Regions from separate parts of the Homo sapiens genome. Here regions 1, 2 and 3 are each linked to region 4. A link is a loop called in an ENCODE intact Hi-C map of the cell type or tissue named here. Cell type or tissue: Calu3. All regions are shown on one strand. Each heading gives the region's core, and the rest is flanking DNA. Links, peaks and the distances in the headings are about the cores only.

Evidence for each region. Peaks named below come from ENCODE experiments on the same cell type or tissue, not always from the same donor. Only the 100,000 strongest peaks of a DNase experiment are listed, where the experiment ranks them.
Region 1: it touches region 4 in a loop (2.6-fold over the local background); 3 of 110 quality-filtered maps call a loop at or near these places.
Region 2: it touches region 4 in a loop (2.9-fold over the local background); 3 of 110 quality-filtered maps call a loop at or near these places.
Region 3: it touches region 4 in a loop (2.8-fold over the local background); 4 of 110 quality-filtered maps call a loop at or near these places.

What each region holds. Positions count from the first base shown.
Region 1 is chr5:124,788,356-124,796,689 of GRCh38, reverse strand. No RefSeq gene overlaps it. Among named protein-coding and RNA genes, the nearest start is that of ZNF608, 46 kb to the right of the region's middle. RefSeq lists a silencer at 549-668. In Calu3, for the core only: no CTCF peak of the experiment used is centred there; a DNase peak (open chromatin) is centred at 3,899.
Region 2 is chr5:125,039,089-125,047,422 of GRCh38, reverse strand. It overlaps LOC101927421 (a long non-coding RNA gene), which reads right to left. Exons shown (of 6, transcript NR_109882.1): 2 at 5,184-5,266. Among named protein-coding and RNA genes, the nearest start is that of ZNF608, 300 kb to the right of the region's middle. In Calu3, for the core only: no CTCF peak of the experiment used is centred there; a DNase peak (open chromatin) is centred at 3,432.
Region 3 is chr5:125,481,019-125,489,352 of GRCh38, reverse strand. It overlaps LOC124901056 (a long non-coding RNA gene), which reads left to right. Exons shown (of 9, transcript XR_007058919.1): 9 at 7,628-8,334. Among named protein-coding and RNA genes, the nearest start is that of LINC02240, 8.1 kb to the left of the region's middle. In Calu3, for the core only: no CTCF peak of the experiment used is centred there; DNase peaks (open chromatin) are centred at 4,052, 4,462 and 4,942.
Region 4 is chr5:124,657,757-124,666,090 of GRCh38, reverse strand. The region is part of intron 3 of ZNF608 (zinc finger protein 608); the gene reads left to right. Among named protein-coding and RNA genes, the nearest start is that of ZNF608, 85 kb to the left of the region's middle. RefSeq lists enhancers at 3,138-3,655, 5,095-5,788. In Calu3, for the core only: no CTCF peak of the experiment used is centred there; DNase peaks (open chromatin) are centred at 2,814, 3,680, 4,540 and 5,200.

The sequences.
Region 1 (8,334 bases), core at 1,374-6,373, 130 kb before region 4:
GAAATCTCTCAGGCAGTATGACATCCTGGGCCTTGTCCCACACAGAGAGCAAAAGGAACTGTGAAATAGTGACAGTCTCATTAAGAGAATGGTGTTTTTTCAGTGGAACATCAGTCACCACTAAATAATTGTTATAAAGGAAATGTAGCTCCTACAATGGGGAAATTCTTTCAGGACCAGTCCAAAGGTGAGAGTATATTAGCAATAATCTAAAAATGAGAATGCAATTATGAAATAATCTCTCCCACCCCCAATCCCACCCTCCCACGTTCTAAATGTTTTCTTTCCCCCAAAAAAACTTCAGAACAGTGGTCCCCAACCTTTTTGGGAACAGGAACCAGTTTTTCAAAAGACAATTTTTCCACGGATGGGAAGGTGAGGGTGGAGGGTTGGGTTGGGGTTATCAGGCATTAGATACTCATGAGGAGCATGCAACCTAGATCCTTCACATTCACAGTTCACAATAGGATTCACACTCCTATGAGAATCTAATGCCGTGGCTGACCTGACTCGAGGCTGAGCTCAGGTAGTAATGCTACTACCTTCCCTTCACCTCCTGCTGTGAGGCACAGTACCAGTCTGCAGCCTGGGGGTTGGGGATCCCTGCATTAGAACATAGTCTAAATTAAGACAAACACACGAATAAAAGCAGCATCATACCACCACCTGCAAAGTCATTTTTCAACTACAAACCCACATCCCATTGAGCCCAAAATGCAGGGGGTGGGGGGTGCAGAGGAGATGAAATGGTTAAGAGCAGGAAGGGCAGATAATACCTAAACTTCTGATAGGAATGATGGTGCTTTCATTGAGATAGGAACTCTGGACGAAGACTAGGTTTGGATAAGAAAGACTATAATGAGAAAGAATCAGGAGAGAGAGAGAGAGAGAGAGAGAGAAACACCCTGAAAATAGAGAAATGGAAACAAATGATAAAACCACAACTGAGAGAAAACAGTAAGGAACTGATGAGTGCATATAGGTTGAATGGTTAATCCTAAAGAAAAAAGAACACTGATTCCTGTGCATTAGGAAACTCCTTACTCTAAGCTAGAAAACGCCTTCTTTTAAACTAAGGGACTAACATTTGTTGGTGGCTTTGCATGTAGCTAGCACTGTGCTTCAGCACTTTCTTGTACAGTTCACCCTTGAACAGCATGAGTTTGAACTTTGCAAGTCCACTTATACATGGATATTTTTTCTGCTTCTACCACCCCTGAGACAGCAAGACCAACCCCTCCTCTTCATTCTCCTCCTCACCCTACTCAGTGTGAAGATGGCAAGGGTAAAGAGCTTTATGATGATTCATTTCCACTTAATGAATAGTAAATATATTTTATCTTCCTTATGATTTTCTTAATGTTTGCTTTTCTCTAACCTACATCATTGTAAGAATACAGTATATAATACATATAACATACAGAATGTGTTAATCACCTGTTTATGTTGTAAGTAAGGATTCCAGTCAATAGCTGACTATTAGTAAATTTTGGGAGGAATCAAAAGTCATATGAGGATTTTTAACTGGGCAGGGAGTGACATCCCATCCCCCAAGTTGTTCAAGTGTCAACTGTACGTTCGGAAACTGTTTTAAAAAAAGAGCAGGTTATCAAATGATAGTTTTTATTTTCTATGTGTCTACAGAACAAGAACAGTGACTGATATTTTAAAAATAGAGAGTGAGATTAAGAAGATGGTTACACTTGGGAGTATGCTTTGGGGAAGGTGAAAGGAAAATGACTAGAGATAAATAAAAAGAATGCCAAGTGGTATTTAGTGTTCAAAGCTGGATATGCATGGGTCAATGTCTTAATTTTTTTTAGACTAACTAAATATCATGTTGACATATTCCAGGGTCTATAGCAATTAGAATGGAAGAAAATTGCTTTCTTTGTTCTTAAAATAATTTTATCCTTAAAAAGCTAAACTCAAGGCCAGGCGTGGTGGCTCATGCCTGTAATTCCAGCACTTTGGGGGACTAAGGCAGGCAGATCACGAGGTCAAGAGATCAAGACCATCATCCTGGCCAACACAGTGAAACCCCATCTCTATTAAAAATACAAAAATTTCATGGTGGCCTCATGCCTGTAATCCCAGCACTTTGGGAGGCCGAGGCGGGTAGATCACGAGGTCAAGAGACTGAGACCATCTTAGCCAACATGGTGAAACCTCGCCTCTACTAAAAATACAAAAAATTAGCTGAGCGTGGTGGTGGACACCTGTAGTCCCAGCTACTCAGGAGGCTGAGGCAGGAGAATCACTTGAACTCGGGAGGCGGAGGTTGCATTGAGCCGAGCTTGCACCACTGCACTCCAGCCTGATGACAGAGTGAGACTCCATCTCAATAAACAACAACAACAACAACAACAAAATTTAGCCGGGCGTGGTGGCGCATGCCTGTAGTCCCAGCTACTCGGGAGTCTGAGGCAGGAGAATTGCTTGAACCTGGGAGGCAGGGCTTGCAGTGAGCCGAGATCACGCCACTGCACTCCAGCCTGGCCACAGAGTGAGACTCTGTCTAAAAAAAAAAAAAAAAAAAAAAAAAAAAAATCTAAATTCAAAGAACCGAAAAAACAAAACAGAAGTAGCTAGCAAGCTTCTGAGTCATTGCTTGAAAGTATGGCAGATTCTGAAATAGGTATCCTTCTCAGGTCAATAGGTTAAAGACTAGTCTGTGTTAGATTGGTTCAGATACCCTGCAGTATTCCCAAGGATTTGATTCTAAAACTTAGCAATACCAGAAGATACAATTATTACACAACTCCATGAGCTCTGATAACTGAAGCGTTTTGTGAATCTCTGACAGGTAAGTTGCAAGTGAATAAAAGCAATGTAATCAGATTTCCTGAAAATGTTACATATTCCTGCAAAATTAGTTTTACAATAAGCACTCTTGTAATAGCCAATTGGGCAAATAGGCTTATTCAATTTAACAAACATTTACTAGGCACAACTGAGTGGGAAGCGCAATGCTAGACAAAGCATTACCCCCTACAGGGGCTAACCTTCATGGAGGGCTTACTATGCACCAAGTACTGTTCTAAGTTCTCCACAAGTGTCCGTCTCAATAAGTGCTTAAAACAACCTTATGAAATAGGTCTAATCCCAAGTGTACAGAAAAGGCAACTGAGGTGTGCTGGTCACTCTCTGCTTTTCTGAGGCTCAGGGCAGTGAAAGGCACACTTAGAGGAAGAGCAATCTGTCTCTCCTTGTTTATCCCACACTCACTGTAAAAGCTTTAGTAAGGAAAGGGAGCTCAGAAGTTGCCAGAGGAAAAAAGTGAACTCTTACATAAAGTCTAGATGTTGAGAAAATGGACCAATTCTTATTATTGTATCATATTAAATCATATCATATCATATCATATCAGATTATCTCTTTTTTTTGTTGTTTTGTTTTTTACTTCTTTTGAGACAATGTCTTGCTCTGTCACATAGGCTGGAGTGCAGTGATGTGAACACGGCTCATTGCAGCCTCAATCTCCCAGGCTCAAGCAATCCTCCTGCCTCAGTCTTCTGAGTAGCTGAGGCCACAGGTGTGCACCACCACAGCTGGCTATTTTTTGTTTGTTTTTTATTTTCTGTAGAGATGAGGTCTTGTCATGTTGCCCAAGCTTGTCTTGAACTCCTGGGCTCAAGCAGTCCTCCTGCCTTGGCCTCCCAAAGTGCTGGGATGAGAGGCATGAGTTACTGCACCTGGCCAAGATTATCTTGATTGTCATAAAGATATATTTAGAAGTGTCACAAGCAGCCTTGGAAAAAAAATTGTCTTGTTAACTATATTGGTTAATGGGTAACTGCTACACATAACGTAATCTTTGTTTTAACCTTAAATGTTTGACGGTAGTGTGAGTGCTTCTGATGAGGACATGGAAGTGAATGTGTAAAAAGCATGTGATCGGCCGGGCGCGGTAGCTCACACCTGTAATCCCAGCACTTTGGGAGGCCGAGGTGCGCGGATCACAAAGTCAGGAGATCGAGACCATCCTGGCTAACACGGCGAAACCCCGTCTCTACTAAAAATACAAAAAATTAGCCGGGCGTAGTGGCGGGCGCCTGTAGTCTCAGCTACCGGGAGGCTGAGGCAGGAGAATGGCGTGAACCCAGGAGGCGGAGCTTGCAAGTGAGCCAAGATGGCGCCACTGCACTCTTGGCCTGGGTGACAGAGGGAGACTCCGTCTCAAAAAAAAAAAAAAAAAAAAGCATGTGATCATCCACATTTTATCTCAGGCTCCTTAAAAAGAGGAAAAGGAACTTATGTCTACTAAAAATTATTGTGTGTGAATGTCCTACAAGAGTTCTAGGAGTTACTCTACTATCAAGATGTTTAGGAATTTGTCCATATTGAACAACATTCCTTCCTTAAAATGTCTGGCTATCATTCCATATCATTGTTGATTTCAGATTATTTAAACTCCATCAAAAACACGTCAGCTACCACTTGCAGCCTCAAGACTATACAGTTGTCCCTCAGTATCTATGTGGAATTGTACCAAAATCTGCACATGCTCTGTCCCTTGCACAGAATAACCTAGTATTTGCATATAACTTACACACATTCTCTCATATACTTTAAGTTATCTCTAGATCACTTATAATACTTAATACAATGCCTACACATCACCACATTCACGTGAATTCAACACAATGCTCGGCGGGTGGCAAATTCAACTTTTGCTTTTGGCAATTTTGTGGGTCTTTTTTTCCCCAACATTTTCAACCCGAGGTTGATTAAATCCATGGATGTGGAACCCAGGAATGTGGAGGACCAACTGCATACACAGATGTTACACCATTTTTAGAGAAAAGCTTGTACATTTTCAAAAAGTATTTGTGGTTAGTTTATTAACATTATTTAAATAATAACACAACCAGAGTTGATTTGCTGCCACTACCTTGGAAATATTTAAACATTATTAAAACTAAGCTACACATTCTAGTTTTATCTCTAAAATTAATGCTTTTAGGCTCAATTTATGCCTGTCAACAAGTAATGATCATAGATGTGAGCTGGCTCATAATCCAGAGGTACTAGGTTACAATGTGTTACCATGGAAACTGTGTTTTATTGCATTCTCTCTTCTTGATTTAAGGCATTTGACAATCATAGCAACTGTTTGCCAGTCTTCTCACATCATAAAAAATTCAAAACCACAAACAACCAATAGAAAAAAAAAAAGAAAAAAAGAAGGAATATCCTCTACTGTTCTCAGACCCCTCTAGAAACATAAAAAGGAAATGACAGCCTTATATTTAACACGAACCTTTTGTGAATAGTTTATCTCTTAGAAAGTCTAAATGTGTTGGAAAATTCAATCAGTGGTTAGTCATCGAATGGACCTGTCTGCCTATGGTTCATTTTGTTTATTGCATCATATATCTTTTATGATCACTGGGACTTTAGCCTGAAACAGCATTTTCTTTAACAAGGACCGTGTTTCCTTTAACGTTGTTTATTGCATCTGAAACATTACTCTTTGAAATCATGGTACATTTTCCATCGAGCAAAGGTCTGCAACCGAATCTTGCATGAATGTGTTTATTCAGGAGCTAGAGCAGAGGGGGAAAAAAAAAACCACCTTATCCAGTTCATGTAACATTAATCACTTTGCCAGTGTTCAGCTGAGGTCATTGCCACATTCCTAGCAGTATTAAGGCAAGTCAAGATTAATCACATACATTAAACCTTGGAAGGGGAGCACGTGAAAGGGATCTCAAATTAGACATGTCTTAAAAGACAGAGAAGGGACTGTAGCTAAATGGGTTTACCTTGCTGCAGTCTGTCTTGGATATAACTTGCTCGCTTTTACCACATGTAGTCATACAACTGCTATGAATCTGTAGGCCTTTTTCCTATTTCTGAAAGCTTATAAGTCAAATTTAAGGTCTTTCTGAGCATTCAAAATAAAGACTCATTCACCAAACATCTTTTAGTACATACTAAACACCAGGCACCTGCTAGGAGCTGTCCATGCCAAGATGAATGAGACATAGCCCTCCCTCTCTCTGCCTCCTCCAATAAGTGCATAACCCAACCAGGAGCACTAATACCACTAATACCATGTGCACTGGGAACATGATTTGGTGTGAGTACAGAAGGGAGAATGGCTGATTGTGATGGGAAATCAGAAAACACCGAAGTTAACTTCAGACAGGGAGAAAGATGAGAAAAGCAATCTAGACATAGGAAACAACATAAAGCCTTAGTGAGTGTTCATAGACTGATGAGTAATCTGTTGGGGCTGGGGCAGAAAGCAAGACTGTGTAGGAGAGTTGGAAGGCGTGGTAGAAGATGAGATTGTACAGTATCTTGGAGCCAGATTGCAAAAGTCTTTGAACATGTACTTTATTCTAAAAGGAATGAGAAAACTGTGAAGAATTTGAAGCAGAAAAGTTAGAATAATCAGATTGTATTGGAAAATGATTATTTGGGGCAAAGGCAGGTTGGATGGCAGATTAGTTGGTAAGAAACTAGAATCACTGTCTCCAAAGTGGAAGAGAGTACAAGTCATCCAGAAAAGCCGTGATAACAGCTTAAACCCATAGAGTGGAGAGAAACACTGTGGAGCCAGATATGACAGAACTAGTCAATAGAGTTCCGGAAGGGAGCCAGAGGGTGGACGGTGGAGCAAAAGGAATCTAAGAAGATGCCAAGGGATTTGGTTGTGTCAAATAAGCAGATGATAATGCCATGGACCAAGGCATGGAAGGTCATGGGAATGGTGATTTCTGTTAGGATGTTATGGCACTCATGAGTGACAACAGGGCTGGATACATTGATTTGGGGGTCATCAACTTATTCTTGATTGTTTAAGTCATAGAGGAAGATAAGACTATTACAGGCAAAAAAGTAGAAAAAGAAGGAGAGAGAGTCCAGGGAATATTTTATGGGAGAAAAACTATTTCCCATTTTTTTGTGATAGTTTTTACATTAAGAAAAACATTAGAGGCTTGAGGAATTTTTATGTTTTTTTTTTCTATTTACAAAGTAAACTTGAGACATAGAATAATAATTTCTTAAAGACAAAATTTGAGAATAAATATTAGATTGAAAATATTTTATATTGGTTGCTTATATATAATGCAATCTGTATTTAAGATGCTAGTGGGCTCATATTTATAGAGTAATGTTTCACATAAGAGGCTAACATTATTTTGAACCATTGCAGCTTTAAATGTTCATAATATGCATATTTAAATATGTGCTTATATTGTAGGTGACAGATTTATACACTTCCCATGTCAACCATCCTACACTTTCATTAAAGATTTGCTTATTTTTAAAAATACATTTTATGCTCCCATAAAAAGAGGAAATTAAATCGTAAAAATACACACAAAGTTAGTGTTTACAGTCTAACTACTACTGACGCAAGAACCATCTGAGTCAGTGTTGTCTTTCCCCAGTTGAGTGTGGAGAGAAGGCCCAGGTTAACAGCTTAGTCTCTGCTGATGGAGATTTGAATTGCAATGACTGAATTTTCACTTAAACCTAAATATAACAAATGTGAAGTACGAAAGTATGATCTTCTAATAGAGCAGAAGACTGAAATCATATTCATCCGTGCTTTGCCTCATCTTTGTTAATACTGAAAATTAAGAACTGTTAATCATCCAGTAGCAAGAAACCATTGGAAAAATAATAATTTTATGTTAAATTCAGAAGGAAGATTTATACTTTTCAATGAGTTTTCTGTGAACTCATACAATAATTCATTCATTCATAAGTACTCACCAAGCAGCCATAATGTGTCAGATGCTATGAGTGGATAGAAGTTGGTGACACAGGCTGGGCGTGGTGGCTCACGCCTGTAATCCCAGCACTTTGGGAGGCTGAGAAGGGCAGATCACGAGGTCAGGAGTTGGAGACCAGGCTGACCAACATGATGAAACCCCGTCTCTACTAAAAATACAAAAATTAGCCGGGCATGGTGGCGTGCGCCTATAATCCCAGCTACTTGGGAGGCTGAGGCAGGAGAATCGCTTGAACCCAGGAGGAGGAGGTTTCAGTGAGCTGAGATCGCGCCACTGCACTCCAACCTGGGTGACAGAGCAAGACTCTGTCTCAAAAACAAACAACAAACAAACAAACAAAAAAGAGAAGATGGTGACACAATCCTTGCACTCAAAGAGTGAATACTCTACTCTTTGGGAAAGGATAAGATAAATTCTTAGGTTGCCATTGTGATTGGCTGGACACACTGTGTTTTGCACAACTTCAGGGGGACCCATTTACATATAGATTACAATGTAGCCCCGAAGAGACTCTAACCCTGCCTTAAACCAATTGGCATACCCATCTCCCTGGCTACAGTGAAGAGCTCAGGGATGAATG
Region 2 (8,334 bases), core at 1,111-6,110, 380 kb before region 4:
GGAAATGGAAACCCTGAGCTAAGTTTTTTCAATTCTGAAAAAATGAAAATAATCTCTTCTGGGCAATAACGGATCAAATTCAGGGCTGGCCTATCCCCAGGCCCATCTTTCTTTCTCCTCTGGGCCTCTATTTTCTAGTGTCTGGTTCGCATGCCACTCTGTGTCCCATCAGCTTCTGTGCAGGTATAGGTTGCCCACCTGGACTTAGATGTGAAATTCTCTCAACCTGGTATTCATCAAACTCTGTTGTTCGCATACAACCACAGGCCTCCTACAGCCTGCTGGTCCTCTCAGCACTTCTGAGCCCCCACTGGGACTCAGGAGCTTGCACCCACCTTCTCTGCACTGCTCTGGGCTCATAGTGAGGCTGTCCTTGGGACTCCCTGACTAAGTGCCTGCCTTAGTCATTGGCTACTGTCATGACAATACCAGCTGCTCCAGTACCAGATTGGCCTTGAGGATAGCTTAGAGCAGGGGCACCAAGTCTGTAGCTCTCAGATTCTACCAAATGTATCTAGGTGTTTCCTTCTCTCTGTCTCTCTCTGTCTCTCTCTCCATGCTCACAGCTCTCTGGGTTTTGGTGTCTGCTCTCTCAAGCTACAAATTTTGGGAATACTAAACACTCTGTCTCAAGCACCTGCTCTTTCACATACGAAACACTTTATTTTCTTGACTATGAACTCTAAATTATCTGGTCAACATTGGAGGATGCTAATAGTGAACCAACTCATTATTTTTAGAAGTGACAAATAAGGTATATAAAAAATCAGCATTTATTTTGCCTTCTTCTATGGTGTGCACCACAATAACCAAATGATAAGTGGATGGAGAAAACATGATCTTTATAAAAAATATTCCAGCTTATAAATGAAGAAGAAATGTTAGAATTACAATATCACCAGTTTGCAACCTCTATAACAGAGGACATTAACAGCCACAAACACCAAAAAGAGAGAAAACCAGACAGTATGGTATGTGCCTATTGTTGGAAAAACCCACCACTTCCTATATTATTGCCAAAACTCACTGAATAAGTAAATGAATAAATCCGATCAATCTCTACAGTCAATTTATGAAAATGCAAAGCATAGTGTAACACAGGTACCTACTCTTCAAGGATATGATCAGAAAAACCTGGATGGCAAAACTGCAGGACAAACTTGTTTCTTCAACAAATAAATTGCAAAGAAAAAAAGAGAGAAATGGAGGGGAAATCTATAGAATAAAAGATATTTAAAAGACATATTTGCTAATCTTATTGTTCAGGTCATGTTTGGATCCAGGATTAGAAAAAAAAAAAAAAAGGTGTAAGAAGGACATGACATTTACAAGAAAATATTTGATTTGATGTTGACGATATTAAGGAATCGTTGCTATTTTGGGGGTGTGATGATTACTTTGTATTTGCATTAAAGCAAAAGAGTCCTTGTCTTTTAGAGATGTATACTAAAATACAGTTGTCCCTTGTTGTCCCTGGAGAATTCATTCCAAGACGCCCACAGATACCAAAATCTACAAATGCTCAAGTTCCTGATATAAAATAGTGTAGTATTTGCATATAACTTACTCACATCCTGCTGCATACATTGAGTCATCTCTTGATGATTTACATTTAATACAATGTAAATGCTATGTAAATAGTTGTATTGTTTAGGGAATGACAAGAAAAAAAATCTGCACACGTTCAGTATAAATGCAACCATCTTTAACAAAAAAAAAAAATGAATCTGCGGTTGGTTGAATCCACAGATGTGGAACTGATGGATATGGAGGGCCAACTATACTTAAAGGTAAAACTACTTGATACCTGGGATATGCTTCAAAATAACAAGGGGCTAAATGCAATGTAGTATCTTGGATTGAATTCTAGAAAAGAGAAAGAATTTTAGTGGTAAAACTGGTGAAATAGGAATAAAGTCTAGATTTAATTAATAGTTTCACATCAATACTAACATATTCATTCTGACAAACGTACCATGGAATCGTAAGATAGGGAGACATAGGTAAAGAGTATGTGAAAATTGTCCTATCTTTGCAACTTTTCCATAAATCTAAAATTATGCCAAAATATGAAATTTATTTTAAAAGCAATGAGAAGAGAGAAGTGGATGCAGGTGTAGATGGGACAGGATTCACCAAGGATGAATGGTTGTTGAAACTGGATGGCGAGTATAGAGGATTACTATACAACTCCACCTACTCTTGAGTGAGTTGTAAATTCTCCATAATAAAGTCACGTAAGTTAAAAACATTATGATATTTTCTATAGACTATTAAGAGCCTACACAGACCTTTGGAAGCCAGTAATTTGACACTTTGCTCTCTGTATCATTTCTGCCATCAGGGCAGTGGTGCCTAAAGAGTAGGGCAAAGGGCAGGAGCAGAAAGAATTGGAAAACAGCGGAGTTAAATATCACCCAGCTACAATCACTCGCTTCTTTTCTTATTAGACCCCAAATTATTTCTTCCTTTATATTTTAAAATCTTTTTTCACCTGTATTTTTATCGCATTTTAGATCTCTTCTAGCACCATGTGCCCATCTAGGCATCACTTGGTGTAAGGTCCCCACTGCAATATAACGAACAACCACAGCGTATTAAGCAAGCTAGAAGCATATTTCCCTACACACAAAATAAGTCTGGAGGTCAGCAGGCCAAGACTGTCAAAGCAGCTTCATGGAGTTTTGGATGACTCAAGCTCCTGCCTGTCCCCTACTCTTAGATTCCTACGATGGCAGCCTGGTCACCACACTTACAAGATAGCTTCTAGAGCACACCCACATTCCAGGCAGCAAGAAGGGAGGTCAATCCACTTCTCTTTAAGAAAATCTCCCAAAAGTCCTACATATTTCTGCTAACCTTTCACTGACTAAAACATACCCACACAGCCACTCCTGGCTGCAAAGTGGAAATGTAGAAAATGGTCTTTTAATTATACTCTGGCTGTCCTCTACAAAAACAGAGTCCTATTACTGAAAAAGGAGAACGAAGTGGATGTTGGGTAGAAAATTAGCAGCCTCTGCCACAATCAGTCGTGGGAAAAATCTGAACATGCAGTGGCAGAGGAGTCCAACCATGACTTATGCCCAAATTAATTATCCGGCTAGTGCAATCAGCAAAGATCTGGAAGTATCTGTCATCCCACATACGCTGCTGGCTGGTTTATGTTGATTGGTTTGACTGAAAGTTAAAAGTAGAAAACTGCCTGTTCGTTCACCCTTCACAGCAAGATATCATCTATCTACATCAGACGCCAATATATGTGCATTTGTGTCAGCATCATGTATAGTACTAGATACGCCTGCTGTGACTATAATGTCCTTTAAACCTAAAATGGAATCATTATAGATTCCTCCTGGCAGCCCTCTTGAGTCTCTGGGAGACCTTCTGGCCTCCTGGCCAGTCTCCAGAGAGATTCCTGTCTGTCTGCCCGGGAGGAGACACATTCTGGGCTGCCTGCCCACATTCTAACCTGCTGCTCACACGGGTAGAGAGCTGTGTCTATTTGGGTCAGTCCTTCCAAATGATTATTCTGTTGCCTTTAGGTAAGTTCACTTGAATGTCCCACACATACCAACTGTGCACACCACATGTTTGAAAGCCAGTTGCCCAGTAAAAGCAATGAAGTATGTTGGAAAAAGCATCTGAAATATGAGACTGAGAACCAAGCTGGAGCTCTTTTTGGTCCTGGCAGTGAAAGCTTAGGAAATTCACTTAGGCTCTCTAAGCCTCAGTTTCCTCATATGCCAAACAGAGATATTGCTACCACCTCTACTTTCCTTGCAAATATATTGCAAAGCTCAGTTACAATGAGATATTACATGTCACAGTGCTATACTTTACACCAAAAAGAGGTTAATATTATTCTTAATCTAGTGAAAATGTGAGTCATTGAAAAAAGAAGAGAAAAACAAGAAACAACAATAATGTAGCTCAAGCTCATTTGACCAGGGTCAACACAAAGAAATATAGTAACTAGTGCCAAATCTGCAGGATATAAAGAATATAGAGAGACAAAAGAATATAAAGAGACAAAAGGATCAGTGAAATTATATCTGCCTCAGAAATGATAGATTCTAAATGACTTCTCTCAGGAAGTAAACTTACAACATTCTTCGAGCCACCATTTCCATTTATTATCAGCCATTCTTCCCATGGAACATCAGTTCAAAGAGGAAACCTATTGTTAAATACTCTGTTCTCCTCCAACTGAAAGGGTGAACTATGTTTTATTTCTTTTAACTAGTCACCTTTAAAATTCAGCAAGATTCCTATCTCAGCAGCAAAGACCCAAAACTCTCACATAAAATTTTACTGCTCAATACCATCAGCTAGGGTCCATTTCCATTCATGAATATAAGCCTTTGGGCACAAGTATGTAAGTAGTTACATAAACATAAATTCATTCAGGGAGATAGGTGACTTCTGTAGGTGTGAATGTACATGTGTATGTAATTCGATATATTGGAGCCTCTAGAAGGTTCATAGTTTTATAGAGACATCAACAAGAAGTAATTTTAAATCCTTTAGTTTTTGTCAAAAGAAGGAGCTTTAGTTTATGCAACATAAAATTAGAATTGCTTTTACTTGCTACCAGTTTAATATCAACATTTTTATCCAGAGTTAGACACAAAGCTAAACTGCTGGGATTTGACATAACAAAACTGCTCTCCATATGTGAACCAAAAGTCACTTGGGATCTATCGGCCAATTAAGACTCTTTGCTCAGATCTAACTTTAGAGGGTGACTTCTGTCAAGAGCTAAGGAAGAACACAATTCATTATGACTGCAGAACTCAGAGAAGTCAAGAAGCAGATTCACTGGACATTTGTAAACTTTTCCTGTGACCCACAGCTAGAGCAAAGTACCTCTTAATTGTGAATAATTTTTCCTGATAAAAGTTTCTCACTCCTTTCTTAAATCTGGAACTTCCCTTTCTTGGAAAGCACCCATACACACATAACAAAAGGAATTCATTCCAGATGTCCAAGAGGCTTTGCATGTCAGGGTCTGGCTTTCCTGGTTGCAAAGGGAAATTTTGGCAGGTGGTCATAATGGTATTTTGTCCCTCTCAAACTTGCTGCCATCAAACCACACTGTAAAACTCAGCTGGTTTACATTTGTATAATTTTTGCCTAACAAAGGGAGGAAAAGACCACAAGAAAATTAGCTGAATACTCACCAGATCACAAGGCTGAAACACAGGTATAGGTAAATTCATCCCTAAGAGTTTTATCAGTGCTGTGTTCCCAGAACTGTTCCATGCTGTGTGGAGGAAACAAAAGTAGGAAACACTGTCCTAAGTCTTGAGAATTTAAAATGACTTACTAGTGACAAGGTTAATCAGAATAAGAGTGCCACTGTGCTCCCATAGTACCCTGCATAAAGCATCACTGCACATACTACTCGTTATAATCAACAGTTTGTGTGACTGATGTCATCCACCATGTCCAGCCCCCAACAAGAAGCATGGCATATCTGTCATAGTAAACACAGAGCCCAAAGCATATTCGAGAAATGCTAACTCAGTGAATGCAGGAAACAACAGTAGAAAAAATTAAAGAGATGTGAGAGCTGTAGGGATTCAAAATGCAGTCAAACATGAGCCCATTATGTTTCTGGGAATTATCAAGTGTTAATATTTTTTATTCTGCTAATAAGGCATCTCTTCATATTCCTAAGAACCAATTTGAATTTTTCTGCCCTTAATTGTACTACACACTGAGAAACAACAGCTACTATGCTAGAATATATAACCTTTAGTCTGGAAGTCCATTGTTAAAAAGCAGGTATTATCTTACTGCAGAAGAAAGGGAGAAGAGATACTAAGAGTGATGAAGCTGATTTCATTGCTGTGTTTTGTTGACAGTGTATTCCCAAGGGGAAAGGCAGGCTTGCTGGGGGCGGGGGCGGGGTGGGGGGTGGTGGGAAGCGCTCAAACTTAGGTGAAGGCGGGAGATTCTTTTTTTTTTTTTTTTAAGTAAATTGTCTTATTCTGTACAAAGCAGTTCAGATAAAACATCTGCTTATCTGCTTACTACATTATAAACAGTGTTGAGAGTCCTAGACCTTCACTGTGACCCAATTATTCAGCATTCTCAGTGTAAAACACTGTTTATAAGAGAACTTCAATAAATATCATCATGCGAAGGGTAGTTGTATGGTGAAATAAGTTTAGGAAACACTAATTACCATATCTCCCTCCTTAGATTTGCAATGTACCTTTATATTGTAAAGAAAATTGTGTTAGTTTACTTACTCGGGGTTTTCCCAAAATTATTTGCCTATGAGCTCATTATTCACAAAGTAGATTAGAAAACACCATTCTCAGAGCCCTGCGTTGACTGCTGTCTAACTTTTCTTTCAGTGCTAAATTCTGTTATCATCTTAGGCCAACATTCTCTCACTTTTTAGAAATCATAGCTAAAATTTGGGTACATATTACTACTCCTAAAGAACGTAAGAACTGAGTTCTAAAGATTGAAGCTTAGCAAGAGTCCACCCTGAAGACCAAGGATGAGAAACAGCACTTGGTATCACAGCCTAAAATTAAAATATTATTGGGGAAAAAAATTGAACTTGAATCTGATCAAGCCTTACTAGATTTTACCACCATTTACAGCGATGACACCATGGAATGCAATCAACAAAATCTCAACTTGAGAAACTCCAGAGGATGCATAACCTGCTGCCTTCAAAAAATAAATTAAAAAACAAAACATAAAGGGAGGCCGGGCGCGGTGGCTCACGCCTGTAATCCCAACACTTTGGGAGGCTGAGGCGGGCAGATCACGAGGTCAGGAGATCGAGACCATCCTGGCTAACACGGTGAAACCCCGTCTCTACTAAAAATACAAAAAATTAACTGGGCGTGGTGGCAGGCGCCTATAGTCCCAGCTACTCGGGAGGCTGAGGCAGGAGAATGGTGTGAACCCGGAAGGTGGAGCTTGCAGTGAGCCAACATTGCGCCACTGCAGTCCTGCCTGGGTGAAGAGCAAGACTCTGTCTCAAAAAATTAAACATAAAAGGGAGGTGTTATCTGTAGATTAAAAGATACTGAAGAGGCACATCAACCTTGTGGTGTTTGAGTTTTTTTGTTTTTGTTTTGTTTTTTTGAGACAGAGTCTCACTCCATCACCCAAGCTGGAGTGCAGCTGCACAATGTCGGCTCACTGCAACCTCCGCCTCCCAGGCTCAAGTGGTTCTCTTGCCTCAGCCTCCCAAATAACCGGGATTACAGGCGCTCATCACCACGCCAAGCTAATTATTATTATTATTTTGTATTTTTAGTAGAGACAAGGTTACACCATGTTGGCTGGCCTGGTCTCAAATTCCTGACCTCAGGTGATCCACCCGCCTTGGCTTCCCAAAGTGCTGGGATTAGAGGCCTGAGCCACCGCACCTGGCCAGTGTTTGAGTTTTATTTGGATTCTAATTTGAGCAAATTAACTATGAAAAAATATTTATGAGACAATCAGGAATCTTTGAACACTTTCAGGATATTTGATGATATTTAAAGAATTACTGTTAATTTCTTTAGATGCGATAGTATTGTGGTTGTAATTTTGTAAATATATAAGAAATACTTTCTGAAGCATTTTTGTATGAATAATATGTTATCTAGGATTTGTTTCAAAATAATCCTGGGGAGGGGGATATCAATAAAAATAGATTTGCCATAGTATGATGAGGTGGATACATGAGAGCTTAGTACACTATTCTCTCCAATTTTGTATTTTTTCAAATTAAACGTTTTCAAAAAGCAGTTGGAAGAAAAAAAGAGGGCAAATAAATTATTACAAACCGGATGAATACACTGAAAAGCCACAAGAGCAAGGAATTGTGAGACGCAGGGACAGAAAACACCATGGATACAACAGAGAAGTAAAGGAGTGTGAAAACCAAGAAAAGAAAGAAATTTCAGTGGAGTTTTGAGAGAGTAAAACAGATTATGAAGCGTTCAAAGCATGATGTCTGGTGAAGAAATGTACATAGCTATACCCTCTCATTTGAGGAAGATGGTTATGAAAAAAGATGGTGGTTGGAGGTCAAGTGAAGGTTTGGCAAGATGTGTAGTGCTATGGACTGAATTGTGTTCCCTCTAAATTAATGTCGTGAAGCCCTAAGCCCCCTCCATGTGATTGCATTGGAGAAAGGGCCTTTAAGGAGGTGATTAAAGTGAAATGAGGTATAAGAGTGGAGCCCTGATCCAATAGACCTGTTGGCCTTGTAAGAAGAACAAGAGAAACTAGAGATTTCTCTCGTCATGCACACAGAGGAAAGGCCATGTGAGGACATAGCAAGAAGGTGGCCATCTACAGGCCAGGAAGAGG
Region 3 (8,334 bases), core at 1,317-6,316, 820 kb before region 4:
AACTACATCAGCCTTACCACACTAGGGGATGGAGGAGGGCCTTCAGAGTTCTAGCACAAAGTGTGTGGGTATCCTAACCCTTCATGATCCCTGGACTTCAATTTTTGTCCCTATCATTTTGCAAGTCAGTCACAGTTCTGCTTAGCTTCTTAGCTTCTCACTTGACTTTTAGAATTGGCAGCTGCTATTGGGAGAAACTGTCTCCAAGCACTGGGCTCACTTATCTGGGTTTCTTGTTTTTTCATTGATCTTATTCCTAAAATTCTTCACAGTTTTGTTAGCTATTAGATATCTTCAAGTAAAGATAATTATTTTAAAATGTCCAGTTTGTACATTCTCTTTTAATTATTTTTCTGCTTTTTTTCTACCCTCATCTCTACTCCAATAGTCAGTCTCCTTGTGAGAGCTAATTTACCTATTCTATCATCATGCAGCAGAGCTCTGCCTTTCTGATGTTTATTTTCCAAGGGTACTTTTTTTCTAATCAATAGAAAAGTGGATGTCCAGGGCAAGAGTTTTTGGGAGGTTTTGTTTGTTTGTTGTAATTTTTAATCCAGTAACAGCCATTCATTTACGTTCCACCGAAGAAAGCTTAGTCTTGACCATGTATCTATAAGGGAGTTTGAGTAATGCAGTTACATATGCCCAGCCTAGGAAGAATGAGACACCAACTGCCTTTGTCACATGAAGCTCCCAAACAATATGCTCAATTAATATTTCTGTTCTTGTAGTTCATGGACTCAGAGGTCTGCTCTTCATCTGAATCCTTAAGATGACAAATATTTTTTCTTGTTTTGCTGTATTTTTTTTCATTATTATTATTATTATACTTTAAGTTCTAGGGTACATGTACACAACGTGCAGGTTTTGTTACATATGTATACATGTGCCATGTTGGTGTGTTGCACCCCTTAACTCATCATTTACATTAGGTATATCTCCTAATGCTATCCCTCCCCCGTCCCCCCACCTCACAACAAGGGGGTGATGTCCCACTTCCTGTGTCCAAGTGTTCTCATTGTTCAATTACCAGCTATGAGTGAGAACATGCAATGTTTGGTTTTTTGTCCTTGCAATAGTTTGCTGAGAATGATGGTTTCCAGCTTCATCCATGTCCCTGCAAAGGACATGAACTCATCCTTTTTTATGGCTGCATAGTATTCCATGGTGTATATGTGCTACATTTTCTTAATCCAGTCTATCATTGTTGGACATTTGGGTTGGTTCCAGGTCTTTGTTATTGTGAATAGTGCCACAATAAACATACATGTGCATGTGTCTTTATAGCAGCATGATTTATAATCCTTTGGGTATATACCCAGTAATGGGATGGCTGGTCAAATGGTATTTCTAGCTCTAGATCCCTGGGGAATCGCCACACTGTCTTCCACAATAGTTGAACCGGTTTACAGTCCCACCAACAGTGTCAAAGTGTTCCTATTTCTCCACATCCTCTCCAGCACCTGTTGTTTCCTGACTTTTTAATGATCGCCATTCTAACTGGTGTGAGATGGTATCTCATTGTGGTTTTGATTTGCATGTCTCTGATGATTACTTCACGATTAATTTTAATAATGTGTCTTACAATAAAGAAATATCTATCTGGGCTTACCCTTTGGACATCTTCATGGCTTCTGGCCTATTCATCCTCCTCCTACAGAGAAGATCATGTTTAACTCCTAATCCAATTCCCAGGGTTTATCAAATTTTGTCTACTGCCATCCTGCTGGCCTGAGGTGAATTCTTTGCTTGGTCCTGACCCTGCATTTGCTTTGCGTTTTAATTCTTGAATGTTCAACACCACCTCCCAAAGCAACCCACTGACTCTCTGCTTGGATTTCTGCGAGTTTTAGTGGACAATCTCTTTCTGTTCACAGACAGAAATCACAGATGTTGTGAAAGGAAGGAGGAGACAGTATTGTGCTGCTTTGGAATGAAACTCCCTCAGTCCTGAGAACAGCTGCCTAACTGGCTTTAGTAAGGACAATTTACTGAACCAGGGGTAAAGCAGTAGGGAAGAAGCAAAGGTTTTCAAACCATTTTGGAGTGGACTGATCTCCACAGTTTCTAATTATATGGAACCTGGAAGTCATTTTTAGTTTTTGTCGTTTTAATTCTAAGATAATTGAAAGCTCCTTCATTGTTATTATTAGTTAACTTCGAGTCTAGTTTTGGTGCAACACGAGAATTCAACTTTTCTGAGTTTTTAAGTAATATTTTAGTGGTAAAATTGGGATAATGACTATTTTCTTCACTCTGTTTTAAATCAGAATATTTTTATGTTTGGCCATATTTTACATGTTTTTTTTTTCATCACTTAATTTTGAATTATCTTTTGAAATTTTTTTCCAACTCTTCAACTTTCTCTATCCAGTTTAAGATCACTATATTTAATACTCCCTAATGTCTATAGTACTTGGATAAGCAAGATAAATAAAATCAAGGGCATAGCATTGGAATGTGAATTGCATTATGCATTGAGAATGATTCAGGATCTGACAAGCCAGATGAATACTAAAGCAGCAACAGAAATACTTTCCACTGGTATGTTCACAAATTCAGAAGACCACATCACATGCACCGAAGGCCACATTTTATGCCAGTCTGTTAAACTCTAAATGCAAGCTTTTAACATAAAAATGAAACAGGGAGTTACATGACTATGTAACCATATAATTTCTTCTTTTGTGTGGGTGCTTTTGTTTTTGTTTTGCGTTTAACCCAGTGAGTTATTACTAGTTTAATACCTTCTGTTGGGATAAAAGAAACAAAAAGGAGAAAGGACAGGTTAGCCTCTTAACACAGTCCCCAAAAAAGGACAAAAATGGAGCATCTTTCATCTTTCATGGTTATTATTTGTGAGACTATAATTAGATCCTCCAGAATAATCATTATAATTCATATACTACATATAAGTCACTCACTCTTTTATGACATAAAACATAATGGTCCTTTCTATATCTATGTAAATAAACCTCCCCCACCCTGTATCTTTAAGAATCAGTGTGACATAGCTCCAAAATTAGATACTCCATTAAATTGATGAGTAAATAAATTATAAAGATCAGCAATCCTTTCTAATTTATATGCTACTTAAAGGTGTTATAATGCAAAACTTGCTTGTAACATTTCCAGGCATTCCACTCATCTAAATTAAATACAATGCACATATTTGATGGATAGATTTGCTATTTATATTTATATATCAATGACTGCTTCCTTTACAAATGGCTAAACCACCCTCAAGTAAAGCAAACACAGAAAATGCATGATTATTCCACATTTTCAGCGAACCTATGGATGCATTTGATTTTATACACATTGGCAGAGTGCAGCCCTTATGTCTTGGAATAGGAAATTCACAAGCCGCCAAAGAGGAAGAGACAGCTCTCATTTTTTGTCTTTAAATACACTCTGTGTCTTTTCTTTGCGATTCATCCAGGCTTTTGCTTCTTATTTGTATTTTGTTTGTTCCTCTGTGAGTTGGAGGTTTTGTTTTTGTTTTCAATACTAAAGGGATGTCCATAAAAGGTCATATTACCATTGAAAATACTTAAGCTCTGTTTTTCCCCTTTCAGAACAATATATCACTTCATTTGCCTAAATTCACTCAGCTTTTGTGGGTTTTCACATGTGTTACTTGAGAATGTTGGCAGATCTGGAATTTTATGAGGAGAACTGCCCTAGAGGTTGCTTTTTTTCAAATCTTATGGAGAAGTTTCTCTCCACAGCTCTCCAGGCTCAGGTCACAAGCTTTCTTTGCAGCATGTCAGGAGGCAATTAGAGCATTTGTTCAGGCTGGAATGCCCTCTTCTCTCAGAGGCTGCTCTTACTGAATTTGTTGGGCTTTTAATGTAATGTTGAAATCTGTTCCTGCTTGACTCCTACAGCTGGTTTTGATCAGGCTCCTCTAAAGAGGAAGTTTCAATTAGCACAGCTCCAAATGTGCTCGGGAGGTATATTTTATGACTACTCAACTAACAGCACTCTTTGTTCCTAGTGGTGTGTGACTCCTTAACAAACACAGCCATTCGTGTGAGTCACGGAGTGACTTTATAGCAAGGCTAGGCTTTGCCAAAACCAGAAGAATGAGACAGCCAAATTGAATTAGTGGTTGAAACACATTAATTTATGCTAGATAAATGTTATTGTGGTCCCGTGGGCAAGTACTCAGGTCATAGGCTTTATGAACTATTTGCAGCAAGAGGGCTTGGTGGCAGTAAATCAGCTCTAGAGCAGGACTTTGCAGAGGACTTACAGCCACTTACTCTCCTGTTTCCTTAAATTGCCTCTGCCATTTTCCCCTCCTTCCACTGAGATAGCTCACCATTTCGTACACAGTTTGTGATATTTAACATATAAGCAGTTGGATTAATGATTTGTGTAGGCTTCGCTTGACTCTGGTTGAGATGTGGCCATCTATTATGCCTGTGGCCCTCGCCACAGGCAGCTGTGTGTTTATCATTCCAGACTACAGATCTCAGTGGGTACAGAGCTCTGGCTCAGCACCAGCTTTCGGAGTCCGTGCAGCTGTGCCGTAAATGGAAACCTTGATGCCTCAAACACAGCACACACAACCAAGTCCTGACAAGGCTGTTTCTCTTCTGGGAAGGAATTAGATCCACTTAAGGCTGGATTATTTCTAGAGTAAGAAAAGTAGAAATAAGTGTTTTCTGGCTGCAAATTGTGGCAAGTGAGAGATGATGCCAAGAAAGAATTATGCATAAATGATAGTGTTTAAACTTGTTTTTATGTGTTTAAATGTGTATCTGCCAAAAATCTGACAAGGCCTTCCTGTTGGCATTTTTTCAGAGAGAGACCACTCACACACCAAGCATTTTCTTAATAAAGAAATAATTGTAAATCACTAGCGTCTAGGCAGGTGATAACCAGTTGACCTTAAACATGATCTCTTGCAAAACCCGGGGAAAACAACGGGCTGGGTAAAGAGTGATGAATCACTGCCTCCCTCCCTCCAAACCACCAAAAATGCCAGAGCATCAGTCAAGTCCCTGGAAATTTAGTGCCATGAATAAGGGGCTAAGCTTCAGACTTACTTCTAGGTTTAAACACTCATGGAACCCTTCTTGGCTTGGCAATCTTGAGCAAATGGCTACTCTCTGTCTGTGTCCTCACATATGAAATGGAGATAGTGGTAATATCTACTTTTGCAGGGCTCTTTTTAAGATTAAAGAAGTTCATGAACGTAAGCCATTAACAAAGGGAATGAGGAACAAGGTTAGCCCTCAACAAACAATAGCTTGCGTTAATTATTGGTATTGCTGTTGTTACTGCTGTGGATCCAAAAGAAGGCCTTCTTTACCTTTTATTTTAATTCCCCAGTGGCTAGTGGAAGGAGCTGCTGGTGCAGTAGAGGTTACCTTTTCCTGGTATAATCTCTCCTTGTAGATGGAAGAATACCCAAGAGCCACTCACCATATTCTGTTCAGCCCGTTGACCTTGACCTGCCTAACCCTTTAGGCTTACACTGCTCTGATGTTTGCTTTTTATGTTTGAAGACAGCTGCTATGACATTTATCATAAATATTTAGCATACAGCAGAAAGGCTTGACACATGTCAGGTTCTCATCACATTTCTCCTGAATTCAATTTTGTGTTAATGAATGCCTATGTATGTGCTTAAAGCTCTATGTTTAGACTTTGGGATAAAACTTCCCCCAAATTCAGCACAATTTCCTAAGATTAGATAAATGATATCTTTTCCAGATTTAGAAAAAAAATGCTGTGTACCCTTTAATCCTGGAAAAACAAAAAGGAAAATAAATACAATCTAGCCTCGGGCCCTTTAAGTTTTCTGAATTAGTTGAATCCTACGTATGTTGCTCCAGCTCAGTTCTCAACTAAAACCCATTAAACTGTTCGGATTTAATGTATCTGTTGCTATGCATTCATTACCTGGTTACTTGGTTGATTTAAATTTTTAAAAAACACACAAATTTAGTCAAAACTTTTTAATCCATCTATGTGTATAAGCACATTAAAATATGTTTTTGTTCTGCTTCCCATTTTAAATTAGAGTTCCTTAAGAGCAGGTCCTGTGTCTTCTCAAACTCCAAAAAGTGTCTATAGCACCTTTTACAACATGTACCTACTGAATGTTAAATACAAAATGATATATGTGGCTTAATTTCCCATGGTCAATTTTACCTTCTAAGTCTCAAGCAGAATTTCTTATCCCATGGATTTTTTACTGAGTTACTAAGAAAAAATAAGTATAAAGAATGTCTCGTCTTCAATATTAAAAGCTCCACGAGAGCAAGGACTCTGTCTCCTTAGTTCTTCCTCCCTAGTTCATCCGAGTGCCTAAAATAGTCCTCTGGCACACATGCCCTGAAATATTTGTTGAAATAATTATTTTATTTTATTTATTTTTATTTATTTATTTATTTAGTTTGAGACGGAGTCTCCCGCCTGTCACCCAGGCTGGAGTGCAGTGGCATGATCTTGGCTCACTGCAACCTCTGCTTCCCAGGTTCAAGCGATTCTCCTGCCTCAGCCTCCCAAGTAGCTGGGACTACAGGTGTGTGCCAGCACGCCCAGCTAATTTTTGTATTTTTAGTAGAGACGAGGTTTCACGATATTAGCCAGGCTGGTCTCAAACTCCTGACCTTGTGATCTGCCCACCTCAGCTTCCCAAAGTGCTAGGATTACTGGCGTGAGCCACCGCACCTGGCCGAAATAATGGTTGAGTTAACAAAAAGTGGCTGAACAATAAATTAACTCTTATTTCTTCTTTGTGTTTTTTACTTCCTTCAAGTCACGTTTTCTGCTTATTTTTTTTCTCTACTTATTAACCTTGTAGTTTTTATTACTGAAATTACCTTCTCAAGGATCAATTTTCATGGAAAAAAGTAGAACTGATAGTATTAAAACAGTTTTATAGTAAACAAATGGTGAAATTTGCTTAACAAGTTGTCTTATGCCAAGGCTACTGGTTTTTAAACCACCACCAATAAATGTGTTTTTCTCTGGCACTTTCTGAGTAGCTCAAAATGCTAAGACGAATCCCTGGTATATTAACAGACTGGAGTCAAGTGTGTGACATGATGAAGAGCATCTGTCTCGGGCCAGGAGTCATGGGGGTTCATAAGCTTTCCATGAAGATGGCTCATCAATAAAAGTTCTATGCTTAGGATTTTGTACATTTTGTTAATTAGGGCAAAGCAATAGGCCTTTGTGGCAATTACTCAGACAGTGATGTAAAAAGATAGCCTGACAAACAAACCTCCATAATCCACTTACATCTCACAGAAGCCAAAGGGTTGGAAAAGCCTATTAGCAAGCTCTCTGCCTGTCTGTTTGGAGATGTTGTTAAATGGAGAGTCTGCTCAGCACCTGAGGCAGTCTGTTAATAAAGATCGTTTGTAGCAGATTTCTGTTCTATTAAGAATGGACGTAAAACAGCATAATTTAAAACATGTCAATAACTCAAGGCAAAAATGCCAAACATAGTCTGTTCTGTCTTTATAAAATGGAGCCAAGTATACACAAGGAAGCTGCCAGGAAGGCTTCTGTTGACTGCGTTTTGAGATTGTTCATGATGAATAATGTGATCCTTCAAGTTAAAACAACCTCGTGAATGGGTATCTCTGTGTCTTTTCTGCAGTAAACTCAAGGGATCTTTTCTATTTACGGGCCAATGAGATTTCTAACCTCCAGTCCTAGAAGATGCCTTCAAGCCTGTGCCCTTTGTCAGCTTCATGAATTCACAATAGTTTGTGAGTGTTTCATTGTTGTTGTTGTTTTCTCTTATTCTTTCTGTCCTTCTCCTGAGTGGCATTTATGGGCTTTTTGGGAACAGATCTTTATAGACATAAGGCTAGAGTTAGGATGTCTTGGGAAGATTCACTAAAAAATGTAAAACCACCAACACAGTGCCACCCTTTGTTTCACGTATTTGATCAAATAAGCTAGTCTGTTTTCAATGACCGTGCTGTATTTTTAACAAAAAAACAACGACCAAAAAGTCAATATTCCTATAGTGTTTATCTGGCACTTACCATATTATGAGGGCAAAGGCAGATGGATAGCGTTCTAAATGAGTACTTCAGGAGGATGAGAGGAGGGCTTGGAGGAATGACAGTCCATCACTGCAGATGTGTACTAAACCCTGCCATGTTTAACAGGCCTGTAGATTAAAATTTAACATGCTGCGTCTCCCACATCAGGTTAGGTGGATGGTTGAGCCGGAGTGATATTATCGGCTCTATTAGAAGGCCTCTCATGAACCGAGTGGTGGTTTTAATTAAATCCAGTAGGTTGAGAGAAGTGGTTTGGCAGTTTCAATTGATTTATTGTGTTTATGACATCTGG
Region 4 (8,334 bases), core at 1,443-6,442:
GCCTCCTAACCTTCATTGTCTATTTCCCTTTGGTACACACAAGCAACCTAGTACGCACAAACGTACATGCCCATTATGGAGAGATAGCTTTCTGCTCTGTCAACTTTGTTTTATAAAAGCTCTGTTTTCTTTATTGCCTTTATCTATTACATCTGTAAAATTTATTTTAAGCAATGACAAATCCCTCTTTGGGGCCCAGAGTCTGGGAGAATAACCACTGGCAGGCTATTGGGAGGAGATTTGTTGGATATGACTGTTCATTAAACTGCAAGGAGTAGTGGGAGAGGCCAACAGTCTGGATCTGCCATGGCTGGGCATGTTATGGGCTGTGTTTAGAGCTTCTACATCAGGTGAGAGACAAATGTACCTCATCAATTGCTTTTGTAATAGTCCAGTAAAACTGGATGGCTACTGAAATCTCAGGAAGATTCCTGATTTCTTTGACTTGTGAGATTACTTATTCCACAAAAGTTTCTAATAAAAAAATAGAAATACATAAAACCAAATTGTTTACAGCTATATCGTCAGATTATTTTAAAAAAGGAAAGAACCAACTGAGACAGGCTCCTTCACTTACAAGATATCAGAAGCAGCTGATGAACAATTTTCACCTTTCCAGTTTTTACTTTTATATTTGACTGGGGAACATAATTATAATGCAGGAGCTCTTTTGGCTCTGTTGTACTTTATTTTAATATTTCATGTGATTGAAGCATGGCAGTTCAGCAAATTAAATTTATAACCATTGGTGTGCCAGTAAGTATTTAACACCTGGCTCTGTGGTGGGAGTTGCAGGGAGAGAGCCCTGATTTGTAACATTTGCTGTTTTCTTTGGTGATTATATCACCACCGTGGTCAGTTTCAAGTTTCCAGTGTGATGTCACTGAACATGGTATTTTTTTTTTTTTTTGGGGGGAGGTGGAGTCTCCCTCTGTTGCCCAGGCTGGAGTGCAATGGCACAATCTCATCTCACTGCAACCTCCGCCTCCTGGGTTTAAGCCATTCTCCCTACCTCAGCCTCCTGAGTAGCTGGGATTACAGGCACCCACCACCAAGCCCAGCTAACTTTTTGTATTTTTAGTAGAGACGGGGTTTCACTATGTTGACCAGGCTGGTCTCAAACTCCTGACCTCGTGATCCATCCACCTCAGCCTCCCAAAGTGCTGGGATTACAGGTGTGAGCCACTGCGCCCAGCCTTGAACATGGTATTGAGAAGAGATGCTTGCCACCTGCAGCACATGCCTCCAACATACCACTATCATCATCAAGATGACCTTAGCCTTGTGGGTCCCCATCCATACATGCACCATTCCTTCATGACACTGTGTTATTTATAAATAAGTTTATGTAAACTTATAAAGTGCATTTAGAAGTATGGTATCAGAAGTCAGACTGCCTGTGCTCCAAATCTCTGACTTTCTGACCTGGGGCAAGTCAGCCAGTTAAGCTTTCCAAGAGTTACTTTGCTCATCAGTAAAATAGCAATAATAAAAGGACCTGACACACAGGCTCTGAGGAATGAATGAGATAAGCTGTATAAAAAACACTTATTCTTGCGACCTACACATAGCATAGCAAAGCACTCAATCAATGTTCCTAATATTTATTTTCTGTCTTTATCCCCTGGGGACAATAACAAAAATGTTAACTGCCTAGTGTGTAAAATAATGCTTATTTTATTAGTTTTGAATTGCCTTCTTTTAAGCTTCAGAGGAAGCCCCAACTTCAACTTCACCAAGATTCAGTGAGCAAATCCTGAGTTCAGTTTGTCCATAGGCTTACATTTTTAGTGATTTCAATTTTGACCTCCTGCAGTTTCCATCTTTATTAACTCAAGACTTAAAATTTGTAGTGTGTCTTTTTTCAGCAGCTATTTGTATATTTTGTTTTTTTTCCTCTGAATTGTTTCCTAACTTATTTCTAGGCTATAAGAAATAGGACGACTCAAGAAAGTTCATTATATAAGAACAGGCTATTATTTTGTTTTGAATGCTTTACAAAATATGTTTTGGTCCTGTTAGCCCATCGTAGTTATGAGCTTAATGTGCTATGATGTTGCATTCTTGTTTGTTAAAAATTAAGGATTTGTTAAAAATTTAAGCTACAGATACAGGACTACAATTTAAAGGGAAAAGGTTAATTGCAAATTTTAGGTTTCCTTGATCTAATTCTCTCTAATATTAAAATTAAGTAGAACTGAATGGCACCAGAAAATGTAATCGGCCGCACCAGGAGACTTTATCAAGACAGAAAGCATTGTTCTCCTAACCAGTACCTTTTTGGAAAGCTTATCAAATTTAGTATTACTTTCACATATCTTGGAGTCAATCCATTATCTAGCACACAAATGGAACAGAATTTAAAATGGCTTTCTGCTCACCGGTTTGGGAAAGTGTGCACTAATTCATATATACTAATTCATATGCTGAGATGTACTAAATAAAGTATTAATAGCATAATACTTTGGCTAAATGTCAAAGTCTTTTGTGGCTGAAAATTTCTCAATCAAAAGCTGTGTATAAAACCAAACCATTTGGTTTTTGTGCTTTTTCCCTGAACCCAAGAAATTTGATTTCCGAAATGTCAACATGTGCTTTCTCACTTGAAGCATTCACATTGTAGCCTGTCGTTTACCACTTTGAACAGCAAGGTTTTGTGGGGTGGGGCAGGTTTTGTGCATGCTGTGTGGTAGGCCAGGTCTGGGTCCCCACTGCAGTGAGCAACAGACCTGGACGCTCTGGTGTGTACCTTCTACGGCCACACCACTCGCCTTTCCCTCCTGTCTCCCCTGAGAGGCCTGTTTGGGTAAGAAGAGATAATGGGCTGCCTGTTTTCTCTTTCAAAGAAAACCGGAAAGCCTTTGGACCAATAATTCTGCCACCCCTTTAGAGTGCTGAATTTCTTCAAAGGAAGCCTGAATGGAATGCTGTACTCTTCACCCTGAGGCTATCCAGTCTGTTGCTGGCTGCTCACAAATAGAGCTACTAGTTTCCACTGAAAAAGATCTTTAGTTATTTTAAGCAAAGGACATCAGAAGGAAATAATAGGTTTCTACCTCATTCTTCCATCAGGCATTTTCCTGCCCTATATACTAATCCCCACAGATATTTGCCATGAAAAAATTTATTTATTGTTCCAGGTGGCAACCCCCAAGTGTTAGCATTGTCCAGCCAAACATTCTGTTTGCATTGGTATTAGATTTACTGGTTCAGGGACTGTGGCGAGTACAAATCAGATTTTTGTCCAGAAGTGTGTGTGTCTGTGTGTGTGTGTGTGTCTGTGTGTCTGTAACTCTTGAGAGAATTACAAGGCAACCTGGGAGGATGCTGAAATATTTGGTCAGGTTTTCTTTCAGTGAAGAGAGGTGTATAAAACACACGCTGATGATGAGCAGCAATTAACAGTGCATTACTTTCTGGAAAAGGCTTGAAGTCGGCTGCCCTGCAGGTCAGAGTCAATAAAGACTGAGTTACTAACAATAGCCTTTCTCTTGCTAAAGCCTTGGACTTAACCCTAACTTCATGAGACCAGAGAATAAGAGAATAATGCGAACAATAGGAGTCTTGGAGGTTGACTTGGGCCTAATGCACAGAGGCAGTAAAAGCTGTCAGAGAGTGTGATTGATTGGCTCACACGCCTTAGTCCCCAGTGCGAAGCACTAATGTTCCTGCCTCTTCTGAGAGGGCTGATGTGCCACCTGGGGTCAGAACTTATCAGCCTGTGGGGCTAATGTTTCAGATGAGGCCAAAGTGCAGTCAATAATTTATACGGAAATTTGTGCTCAGATTCGCAAGGAAAGCAGGTTTTGACTTGAATTCCTCAGTCATCCAAGAAAGAAGTCAGAGCCAACTTCAGATCTTCCTGCTAACATCGCTGCTGTGTATATTAATACTTAAGACAAACGTCAATTGAAGAAGACAATTTAAGTCATCATGAAGTATTTATTTAGCAGTTAACATTTGGAGCCAAATTTCAGGAGTTTCAGAATTGATCAGTGAAATGGGGAAAGGAAACAGCAGCAATTTTGAATTCATGAAAAAACAAAATCACCTCTAGAATGTAATAACCAGGTCAGGTTAAATCAGAGTGACTTCGGAAACTATTAAGTGTCCATGGGGAGGGTTGGTTTACAGGCCCTGAAATTGAGGTTCATGATACTATGATACTAACAACATGGAGAGAAATGTTAGGTGATATCAAGGACTAGAAGAGATACAAATATCGGAGAGGAATTAGATTTCAGTTAGATGCCTTGAACACTTCATCCTGTTTGCAGAGAAAGGTTAGCTGGCTGTGTGTGACTGTGTGTATACAGACGATCTCAGTGTCTGTGTAAACACACGTATTTACACACAGAGTATATAGAAATAGACAGTAAAGCAGTGACACCGAGCAGGCTGGTCAATCAATAACCAGCTAAGTTTTGTTCTGCTCCAGCAAAATGACGACTTTGCTCCAGTAAGTGCTAACAAAGGCCCTTTTACCTTCCCTGTGCTGGAGGAGAGCACTATTAGTCACACTTCATTAGGCTTGTTTACAGAAAAGAGCTGGTCTCTAAGCACGTTATTGAAATACTTGTAACTCTGTGGGGCTTTTTTTTTTTTTTCTTCCCTGAAAGATAAGAACTTTGGAATGTGGAATGGGGGAGGGTGGGAAGGCAGCCTCTGAGTGCTGTCAAGAAAACTGGTGGGTCCAGATGGGAATTGGAAAGATGAGTTCATGTTTAACCTGCTCTGTCCATCTGCATCCCCAGAGCCTTGCTGCAGAGTCTCATTTCTGTTGTCACGGTACTGGGGAGCTTTAATTTTGGCTTTTGTAATTTAGACAAATGTCAGGCATTCAGTTAGCTGTTCCTGAAAACATGAAATGAGGTTTTCTTACCCTGAAATAGTCCAGAGATGAGGCTTCAGTGATTTAGAACTGCATTTCTCAGTTGCCTTTACTATTGAGTAGTCAGAGGAAATGTTTGCTTTAAACAATGGATGGGTTAGGAAAGATAAATTTTATATCATTTGAAATTGGTGGTGGGTATAGAAATAATAAAAGAAGTCCCTCAGGTTGGAATTTGCAGCCCTTAAGATTCTAAAAGAAAGATAGGCCACATTTATAGTAAGCCTGGTCACCAGCAATGTGGGATAATTAGTGTAGATGCGCATAACTGAGTTTGCTTCACCTGGGAGGAATGCGGGAGGGCTTGCTGCCAGCTGCATTTCTGAGTGTGGAATTCATAGCATTTTGGCATCTCCTTCCATTCTTCAGCTTATGACCTGGGTGAGTTACAGGAGAGTTTAAAAGATGAGGACGCCGTAGTACATATGCTGAGTGGCTTCTTTATGCCAGTGCTCATGTTAAATACTTTACATAAATCACATCTTATTTAATATCCATATTACTCCCATTTTATAGATGAGGAAACTGAGGCTCAGGTAGGTTTAGGTTAGCTCAAGATGAAGCGGCTACAAAGCTGGTTGTGAACAGGTGAGTCTGCCTCTGTCTCCAGAGACATGCTTTCAGGTGCTTAGGGTGCTCCATTTGATGGCCACTGTTTATTCTTTCTTCCTTCCTACTCCTCAGAAATGACTGCAGAGTTCATCCTTTCAGCTTTCCCTATTGCATTCTGAACCTGAGCCACATGCTGTGGCTTCTCTACCAGAATGTGGGAACTACTTCCCACACTGCCTGCAGGGCATGGCCACCTCCAGGAAGAACAGGGAGGTTCACCAACAACTTAAGCCTCATTCACCCTGCCGCCAAAGGTGAAACTGAGTCTGGTTTCTCTGACATTCATATTCCTTGTTTCCTTTCTAGATTTGCAAAGATGGTGGCTTTTTGGTGACACACAAAATGTACCCCTTTGTGTGCCATATACATGCAGATCTCTCCCATTCTCTCTCTCACACACACACACACACACACAGAGTTAAGAGAGGCAGTTCTTCTGTTTTCGGCTGCTGTTGTAAATTGCTATTTTAAATTTCAGTGAATGGAATAATAGCAGAGTGATCATTTCCAGTAAATGTTGTTGGCCTTTGTAAAGAATAGCTTGTTCAGAGGTTTTATGATTTACAGAGGACACAGCTGGTGGCCAGCAGAGCGGTAGGAATGTATGCTCTCCTGGGCCCGGTATAGCTAGAGATGAAAAGGGCCCAGAGCTGGCACAAAAGCAAATAAGCGCTCTGACTTTAAATAAAGCATCATAATTTATAGGAAGCCTGGCTCTTCAATCCCAGTGAGACACATGGATCAGTAGCAGCTTTTTGATGTGGAGCATAATTGTCAATTGGTTCCCACTGTCTCCTTACAGCTCAAGGACTGGGGATGGTAAGAAATTACTTTAAGATACAGTCCTATAATCTGTAGTTGTATTACACATATTTTGACAAGCAATTCAATGGCATTTAAACCTGGAACTCTGCTAATCACCCATGACCTACTGATCTACAAGAGGTGGTGGGTTTGTGAGGAAAACTAGGTGATGAGAGGAGTTAGGAAGACAATAGCTCCTATTTCCTTTTCCTTGCCTATCCCTCCCCACAAGGCATGAGATTTTTCATTCTTACATTTTATTTCCTTTGCATCTTTCAGTTTCATTCATCTTGGTAATTACTTTGCCTTCCTGCCTGCTCCTCCTTCCTTTGCTCCTGCCACTGGGGAAGAATTGGGCAAGAAACAGACTATGCTGCCAGATACAGAAAATACGGAAGTGGCAGATAGCTGTTAATGACTTCTCAAATTCAGAGCATTTTACACCCTTCTACGCCCTTTTAGTCCTAGAGTACTCGTCTTTTGGTGAGTGGCATGGAGGGGGAGTTTTTGCCTGAAGGATGATTTATTTTTGTCTGGCTTGCTGTTCTCTTTACCTGTTTTTTTCTAGTCGAAGTAATGGCATCGTGGAGAGCTTGGGTATCTGAGTTGTTAACTTAAAAAAAAAAAAATCCTGTAATTAATATTAAGTGCAGGAAAGGACTGGGACCAATGATTTGAATGGCTGCACTCTTTCAGTTGCTTATCTTCAGTGACCTCCTGAGTCTGACAGTGGGAGTAAGTGAAAGCTGTTTCCCTCTCATTTTGACAGACCCTGGCCCTGTGCTATGTGCCCAGGGCCACTTGTAATAGCCGTCTTCTAAAATAACACTCTTAGGAAAGGAATGACCATTAGGAGGTAATACCACAAGATCTGTGTCATTATTATGGCTCATAGTAGGCCTAGTTCAATAATTACAAAATACCTTTCCCAAACTTTTTAACACTTTTATTTAAAAGAAGAAAAATGTGTCCTAACAAGCTAATGATACAAGCTTGTGAGACTGGATTGGGGAGGGGAGTCAATTCTGTTACAGTGGGCATTGAACCTTTGTCTTCCCACAAAGAGAGGGAGGAGGAAGAGAAGGAGAAAGCATTCTGCTACTCTAATGAGGAAATTTGGCTTTAAAAAAGGAGAGGGTTTGAGAAACCTGCCCCACACTAGAAATCGTCATCCAAACTCATCAGATTTCAGACCAACCAGTGGTGCCTGACAAGGAGCAGGAGAAAAATTAAGTTTCAAACTTGGCATTAGAAATCAGAGTGATGCTGTTGCTTAGTTTGGTGGCACTAAGCCTCAAAGGAGGCAGCTACTTACTAGGAAGTTTAATCAAAGACAAGAAATAAAACCCCTTGGTACAAATGTATACAGACACACACTCTATACATGTACATATTCAGTTTATGCATTTGAATTGCTCCAAATGTCTGTCTCAGAAGACTGTATTTTTTTATTTGATTCTATCTTCCTGTCCTCCTTTGTCCCTTGCATCCTGCTGTGTGTTGACTGAGCGCTGAGGGACCACAGCATGAAGGCCATCCCTTTTGGGGTACAGGGGGTGGCTTTTGATGCATCCCAGTTAAATGTCTGACTTGCTGACCTTGCTGAAGCAAGCTCAGGGGACTTGTCTTCTTCCCTCCTCCCCCAACACTATCACCTGAAACCTGTTCTGCCTGCCTGTCCCCAAAGTAGGGACTCCAGGAACCTTAGCAGGAACTACTAGAGGAACGGTCTACACAATAAGGGGTACATATTGTATATGAATGGTGCAGTACATATATTTTATTTTATTTTAAAGCTGGCCTCAAGTCATCAAGGGCAATGTTGCTTTAGGATATGTATGTTTGCCTAACTTAAAAGCAAATATTTTTGTTACTGATCAAAATTCCTGATTAAAAATTACTTTCTAAAGATCTCCATGTGATTTTTTTTTATGATGCTCTTTGTTACTTAAAATGTCTAAATTACACCTAAGACATTTTGTAACTAGGACACTTGCTTGGTAGAACATATGTTTTGATTATTTAAA